Regions from separate parts of the Homo sapiens genome. Here region 2 is linked to region 1. A link is a contact called in ENCODE Hi-C data. All regions are on one chromosome and are shown on one strand. Each heading gives the region's core, a stretch centred on a gene start or an enhancer-like site at or near the end of the contact. The rest is flanking DNA. Distances are from core to core; before and after follow the strand shown.

Region 1 (3,278 bases), core at 608-3,107:
TAGCTCATGCCTGTAATTCCAGCACTTTGGGAGGCCTGGGCAGGAGGATCATTTCAGCTCAGGAGTTCCAGACCATACTGGGCAACATAGAGAGAACTTTAGGAGGCCCAGACAGGAGGATCACTGGAACTCAAGAGCTCGAGACCAGCCTGGGCAACATAGGGAGACTCTGTCTCTACAAAAAATACAAAAAAAAAGAAAGAAAAAAGAAAATTAGCCAGGCATGATGGCGCTTGCCTGCAGTCCTAGCTACTCTGGAGACTGAGGCAGGAGTATCACTTGTGCCCAGGAGGTGGAGGATGCAATGAGCTATGATCTTGCTACTGCACTCCAGCCTGGCTGATAAAGCAAGACCTTGTCTCAAAAAAAAAAAAATTATAACTTTGTAAAATTTATCTTGCTCCTCAATGTGTGTGTGTGCGTGTGTGTGTGTGTGTGTGTGTGTGTGTGTGTAAGAGAGAGAGAGAAAGAGAGAGAGAGAGAGAGAGATTTCCTGGTAGGGCTAGCTGAATTTTCTGGCAGCTGAGGTGTCTCTCTGGCCTTTCCATCTCTTCAAATTCCTCTGTCGCCTATGTCTAAAATTCAGTATTATAAACTTATTTCTAATCCAAATGGACGGCCTTTGTTTTGCTTTTCCTATAGTGATGAAAGGTACTAAAACAACACATTTTAAACTCCTTAGATAAGCCAGTCTGTTTTATTACCATGTATTTCTACTTGCTTTGTGTTAATAAAAATTAATTTCCAGAAATGTCACCAACAGTTTTTCTTTACTTAACACACAGCAAGTTTTGTTTTCATGGTGCATTGTGCACCAGCTTTAATGGCTACGTTTATAAGTTTGCCAGGGCCGGAAGACATTTCTAGAACCCCATATGTTTCCATATCCCATAATATTCGTAACGCCACCAAGAGAAAAGAATGGTGCATGGATTTCTTGACTTCCCTATGAGAATTAAATACTGTTAAAGCTTTTAGAACAGTGCTTGGCACACAGTAAGCTCCATGTGTTTGATAAATTAAAATTAAATCACCTGTACATGCTGTCCCCGTAACCACAGCTTAGAACACACTTCCCAAGGGTTTGTGACAACACAAGCCAATCCTGTCAGAGCCTACTTGACCCCAGAGAAACCAATGTCTTTAATGAGGTTGAACCACAAGAAACTGCCATTTTTGTTGGTCAATTTCAGTTGAATGTTGGCTATTTCATTTGACGGAACCTAACAGGAATTCAGTGTGCCCCAACTTTATAACCATTATGCCATGATTCGTCGCGTTCCTGACTGGAATAATGGGGCTGAGGGGCATGGCGGACCGGCTTGGGGCTCAGCCACCTGTCTCCACAGGAAAACCGCCTCCCTCCACTCGAGCAGGTGGGGAGATCAGGCTACAGGACCGAGGCTGCGGCCTGGGGCTGGCTCTGGGCTTCTGCACGCACCTGAAAAGGGGCCCAAGTTGCAGCAGGTGCAGCAGCAGTACGAGCGGGCGGTCGCGGCTGAGGTCGCGGTGTACGAAGAGAAGCGTGAGCTGCACGAGCGCGCAAGGCAGTAGCGAGAAAAGCAACGTCAGCGCCTGCCACATGCGGTCCCCGCCCGAGCGGTAGGTGCTGCTCAGGCTGAGCGCCGCCGTTGTCTCGGCCACGAACAGGAACACGGACGCCAGCACCGAGGCCGGGAATTTCATCTCCGCGCGTCAGCGGCGCTCACCGGGGACGGACGCAGTGGCGGCGGCTGTGTGGCTGTGGCGGCGGCGGCCGTTGCCCGAGGGGCTCCCAGCATGCCCAGCCCCAAACCGCTCCCGCGCTCTGCGCAGCCCGCCGAGGGCACGCGGGCCCGGCCGACCGGCCTGGGCTCTGGAACTGGACCTGGTGGGGGCGGCCGACCTGGCTGGGGTGGGGTGGGGTGGGGCGAGCTGCGCAGCCCCGCCGGGACACGCCCACGCGCTCCGTGCGCCGCCTGCTCGCTCGCTCGCCAGTGCCGGCTGCGTCTCTGTGGTGACCGTCCCCTGGCGGGCCGCGAACCCGCGCCCTACGACGGCTCAGGCCATGGAGCGGGAGCTCAAAAGGATGCAGTTCGCCCTGCGGGCGTCGCGCGCAGCCTCTGGGTCCTAGAGTCCCTTGGGTCCTATCTTGGGAAACCGTTCACATCCCTTTGAAAAACTGCAACCACCCGGGCCCAGAATTGGAGTCCGGGCGCCTTTCTAGCCCAGTCTATTTTCTGGGCCGAGGAAACGCGTGATTCTTCAAAGGGCCAGCATTTCTGGCCTTTTAAAAATAACCAGACCACACAGAGGCTTTTCAAAGTGCAAGTATATTGTCATGCACCCACCACCAAGTGGGAAAAGATTTCACTTTTCACTGTGCCATGTGAGCATGTCCCTTTGTCTTCCAAATACAGTGGTCTGAAGCATTGCTTCCAGTGGTGAAAAGGCGTCAAAGATCGTCTCTAGGAACCTGTCCTTACCTCCCAGAAAAACTGCCTACAAAATATATTCCTCTGTAACTGTAAGTAATTCAGGGCAAAGATCAGGGCCTAATAAGGAAGTAGTTTTTTTTATTCCAAGACAGACCTCTGCTTATTGGTGTGCCAATACCAAGACTAACACAACTCCTTTTAGCCCATTGAACTTTCCACCATCTTCTTGATATCAGGATGTACTCAGTCCACCCCCGTCCCTCAGACCTCGATCAAGTCACTAAATCTTTCTGAAACTCAGGTTCCATAAAGGGATTAGACTTAAATAATTATAAGATCTCTTCCCCTGTTGAAATTGGGTGATTTCAATCTTCAGGCATCTCTGGCATTTTTCTATTTAGGAAAATAATGTAAACACAAATAGAATATAAAGATTCAAAAGGAATCAAACCAAAAAAGAGGTACAGGGAGAGAATGTGGTGGGCTGTTTTTCTGTTTTTTATGTGGCATGAGAAAATCCATTTATGAGTTAAGGGGCAGATTCAGCCAGCAGCTGAGAGGTAGCAGGCCCTTTCCCTAAAAGGATTACTAATGTCTATTTATAGAACCCAGAAGGCCACCATGTCCTGGGCCAAGATACATACACTGCCACAAATACAGAATCAGCAGCAACACTCCACAGAGTATTTGTGTAATGTTTTACTTGACATCATGGTTAGCTTTAAAGGAAAAATTGGTAGCTTAGAATTATTAATCAGGACACTGAATATTTAGCATTAGATTTTATTTTAAGGCAAAGGATTATCACAGGTTTTACATTAAGTGTACTGTACATAAATGTATTATAAGGAGGGGCAATAA
Region 2 (3,278 bases), core at 257-2,756, 100 kb before region 1:
ATATGGTTTTGTTGTGGAACATACACTGTCTTCATAGTCCTATCCTTATCATCATAATCACCATGGATCATAAAAAATGTAAAATAATATATGTTGATGCCCCCTGATAGCTTTAACTGTAGATCCTTAGAGAAAAATTAACTGAAAGCCAGAACAGTGGAGAGATGTGATTGGGAAATACATTGTCCATTCAATGATACTCTGTTTCATCTTAATAGGTAATTTTTAAAAAGCTAGTTAATGTAAAACACATATATTATATTGAAAGGAAAAAGTGAGATTACTAGTAACTAATGGATCAGTGGAGTGGGTCCAACCATCAGGGCACAAATCCCTAATTTTTCCCACCTACCCTCTTTGGTGTGGACAGGAATGGCAAACAAATCCAAAAAGAAGCCACAAGTCATGCTGATACTGGGCTTTTAAGAATACCATCTCCTCACCACTTCCTTAAAAAAGGAGGCGAGACAACCGGTTGGTGGCATAGGAAGGAAGGACTTTACTGTCTGTGACTGCCCATAATTTTTTGTTCCCCATCATCAGGCAGATTGCATTTATATGCTTTGAGTTACTTCTAAATTATTGCCAGCCACTTCCCAATTATCCACGTTGCCATCATGCCCCATAGCTTCCTTACTAACTTACTTTACTTTCTGCCATTGACTTCTAAAGGGAAGTTTCTCTGTTACTGTCACCGGAAGCCTTGCCCGATTTCAATAAACTACCATTCTAATGCAAGGGAGATTATTGAGTCACTTCAGCAGATTTCTATGCTCTATTGAAACTGAGTAAGAAAAAAATATTTCAAGAAAATGGGAAGTGGAACTAAAAAGAAGTACATATTTTATGGGGTGTAACACTTTACAGAAACTCAAAAGCTCTACTTTTTGTACACTTGATCTCACCACACGCACCATCAATGTATCTGATTTAGATATTTATACGCAACTGGGAGAAATTACAAAATCCAACTTTGAATCTACAGAACTCAGGCAAGTAAGTTGACAGTAATATCCACACCTGCTGGCAGTAGAATATCTGATAAATATGAATAACACTACCTTATTTGCATAGCACTGTTTATAATTTGGAAGTTCCATATTTATTCTCTGTCTCTCCTGTTAACACTCTAAGCTCCTTAAGCTCATGGCCTATCTATAACTTAATCTTTACTTACCACATGTCCCCAGTGCTTAGCACATAAATGGCACTCAACAAATATTTATTGACTGACAACTCACTAATTGACAGACTTAAACAATTAATATACTTTTAGACCAACATATGCCTTCTTACATTTGTGTTAGTTGACCTGTTTTTCAACTAAAAAAAAAAACTATGAGACAGAAAGCCCAAGAGACTAGTGCTAGACCACGTGATTAAAGATAGAGGCACACTGAGTGCCTCTGACTCCCAGACTATATAAGGTAACAGATAAAACCTCACCCTCTCACCTTCCTGTTTCTTTCTGATCTTAAGACTAGGACTGCCATCCAGACAGAAATTAGTTTCTGCATGGCAAGTTGGGGGTTTTTAAGGCTTCCTCAGAGATTTTTGTGTGCTGAGCTTCACCCATTCTCCATTTTTCTCAACAAAGCAGTCTGAGAGCCTTTACCCCTACCTTTCCTGGAGTGGTGGGGTGGGCAACCCTGGGGCTTTCTTTCTCTAGGTAACCAGAAGGATTACAAAGCAAAGTTTCAATGATTGAGACCTCTAGAAACTGAATGCAAGTTCGTGGTTATTTTGCTTATATAGTGTCCTACTATTAAGTCCTTGTATTTATAACATCCTTGTCATTTCTAGTCTAGGTTACTTGGCATGCTCAAACACTCATATATATAATGGCTTTCTAGGATCATAATACTGCAACAGCACAATTTCAAGAAGTTTTGGCAGCATGATTTAAAGTGAATGGGCTCTGGGGACACAATGACCTGGGTTTGAATGCCAACACTTCCATTTAATTTTGTTCCCACTTTACTGGTTTGATGTGCAGATTTCATGCGGTGAATTCCATTAAGCTTCAATGAGTGGCAGCTATATGATTTCCAACATTAGTTACAGCACACTCACTCATTTTAATCACAATCACAGAAGAAGTTTTATTAGAAAAGTTCACATTTCAGGTTAGGAATCCCAGAAGAAAGTACATGCTTGATCTATAAAAGAATGTTGCTTGCTGATAGTTTTAAAACATATTCTTTTATATAAAGATCTATGTAGTTATACAGCCAAGCTTCTCTGCGATTTGAAGGGCAGTCTCATTTCATCCCTGTCTTTAGAGACTCTCATGCAGATCTTCCCTCCTGGGTCACAGGAGGCATAAAAGCTGGCATTACAACATGTGCTGCTCATGGGACATGGTGCTCACCGGCAGTGAAATTTGGACTTGTAGACTAACCAAGATTTCTTAACAGGCCATCTTGGTGAAAACATTGCCTGTTTCTCAGGCTTTACTTCCTCTAAATAGAAACTATTCTAATGGGGGTAGGGAGAATAAAAATGAATTGTGTCTCCTTAGAAACAAGGAACTCGCCAGGCAGGTGACTCATGCCTGTAATCCCCACATGTATGGAAGTCAAGGAGGGATGATCACTTGAGCCCAGGAGTTCCAGGCTGCAGTGAGCTATGATCGTACCACTGCACTCCAGCCTGGGTGATAGAGAACCCAACTCAAAAATAAGCTATAGTGCATGGGCTTCATTTAGCAAATGTTCACTGGGCACTTACGATATATTAAACGTTATACTTTACAATAGGTGGCTCATTAATAAAACTTTCAATTGAGTGTAATTTTACCTCTGTGATTTCTTAAATTTGGAAGATTTTTTGGAAATCCTTGTAATCAATGTTTAATACCAAGTACTGTTGTTAGTTTTTGGTTTTGGTTAGCTCTCAGTTTGCAAGACAACATTGCGTAGCATAGAATTTATGGCTTAAGGAAAGGAACCTCATCACAGAATTTTTCAGAGGAAGATATCACGACTCTTTCTGGAACATCTTAAATTGGTTATCAACATTCTTCTTTTTCTGAGGAAGCGAAGGTGTAACAGTTATTTCTGCCAACTTGTACTTTAGATTTGTGAGAGCCCAATTTTGGCAGTTGGTTTAAGATGAAATGGTATTTTGTAAATAGTTAAGTCATAAAATAAAAGCTAAATTATAGCCTCTAGTCCTATATTAGTAAATTGAATGTTATATGTTCTTAAAGAAAAAAATTCTCTGGATCAGCATGAATTTAGTGTAACTAGGAAAAATGAGGCAGAGTTCAAGGCAAG

What was found. Hi-C counts contacts between places; a loop is a spot of excess contacts on that map. Pooled maps may share reads with other maps.
Region 2: a pooled map shows a loop between it and region 1 (2.2-fold over the local background). The contact joins the enhancer-like site here to the promoter of XK in region 1. A Hi-C loop is called at or near these places in 1 of 50 pooled maps.

Annotation. Positions count from the first base shown.
Region 1 is chrX:37,684,370-37,687,647 of GRCh38, reverse strand. XK (X-linked Kx blood group antigen, Kell and VPS13A binding protein) reads right to left here and starts at 1,857. Exons shown (of 3, transcript NM_021083.4): 1 at 1,442-1,857. The coding sequence starts at 1,686. LANCL3 (LanC like family member 3) reads right to left here. Exons shown (of 5, transcript NM_001170331.2): 5 at 3,185-3,278. RefSeq lists enhancers at 1,045-1,554, 1,555-2,066 and a silencer at 1,736-2,115.
Region 2 is chrX:37,784,964-37,788,241 of GRCh38, reverse strand. The region is part of intron 3 of CYBB (cytochrome b-245 beta chain); the gene reads right to left. Among named protein-coding and RNA genes, the nearest start is that of CYBB, 6.5 kb to the right of the region's middle. Within about 2 kb of position 1,506, at least 6 of the 41 ENCODE cell types and tissues checked have a DNase peak (open chromatin) inside an H3K27ac peak, as active enhancers do.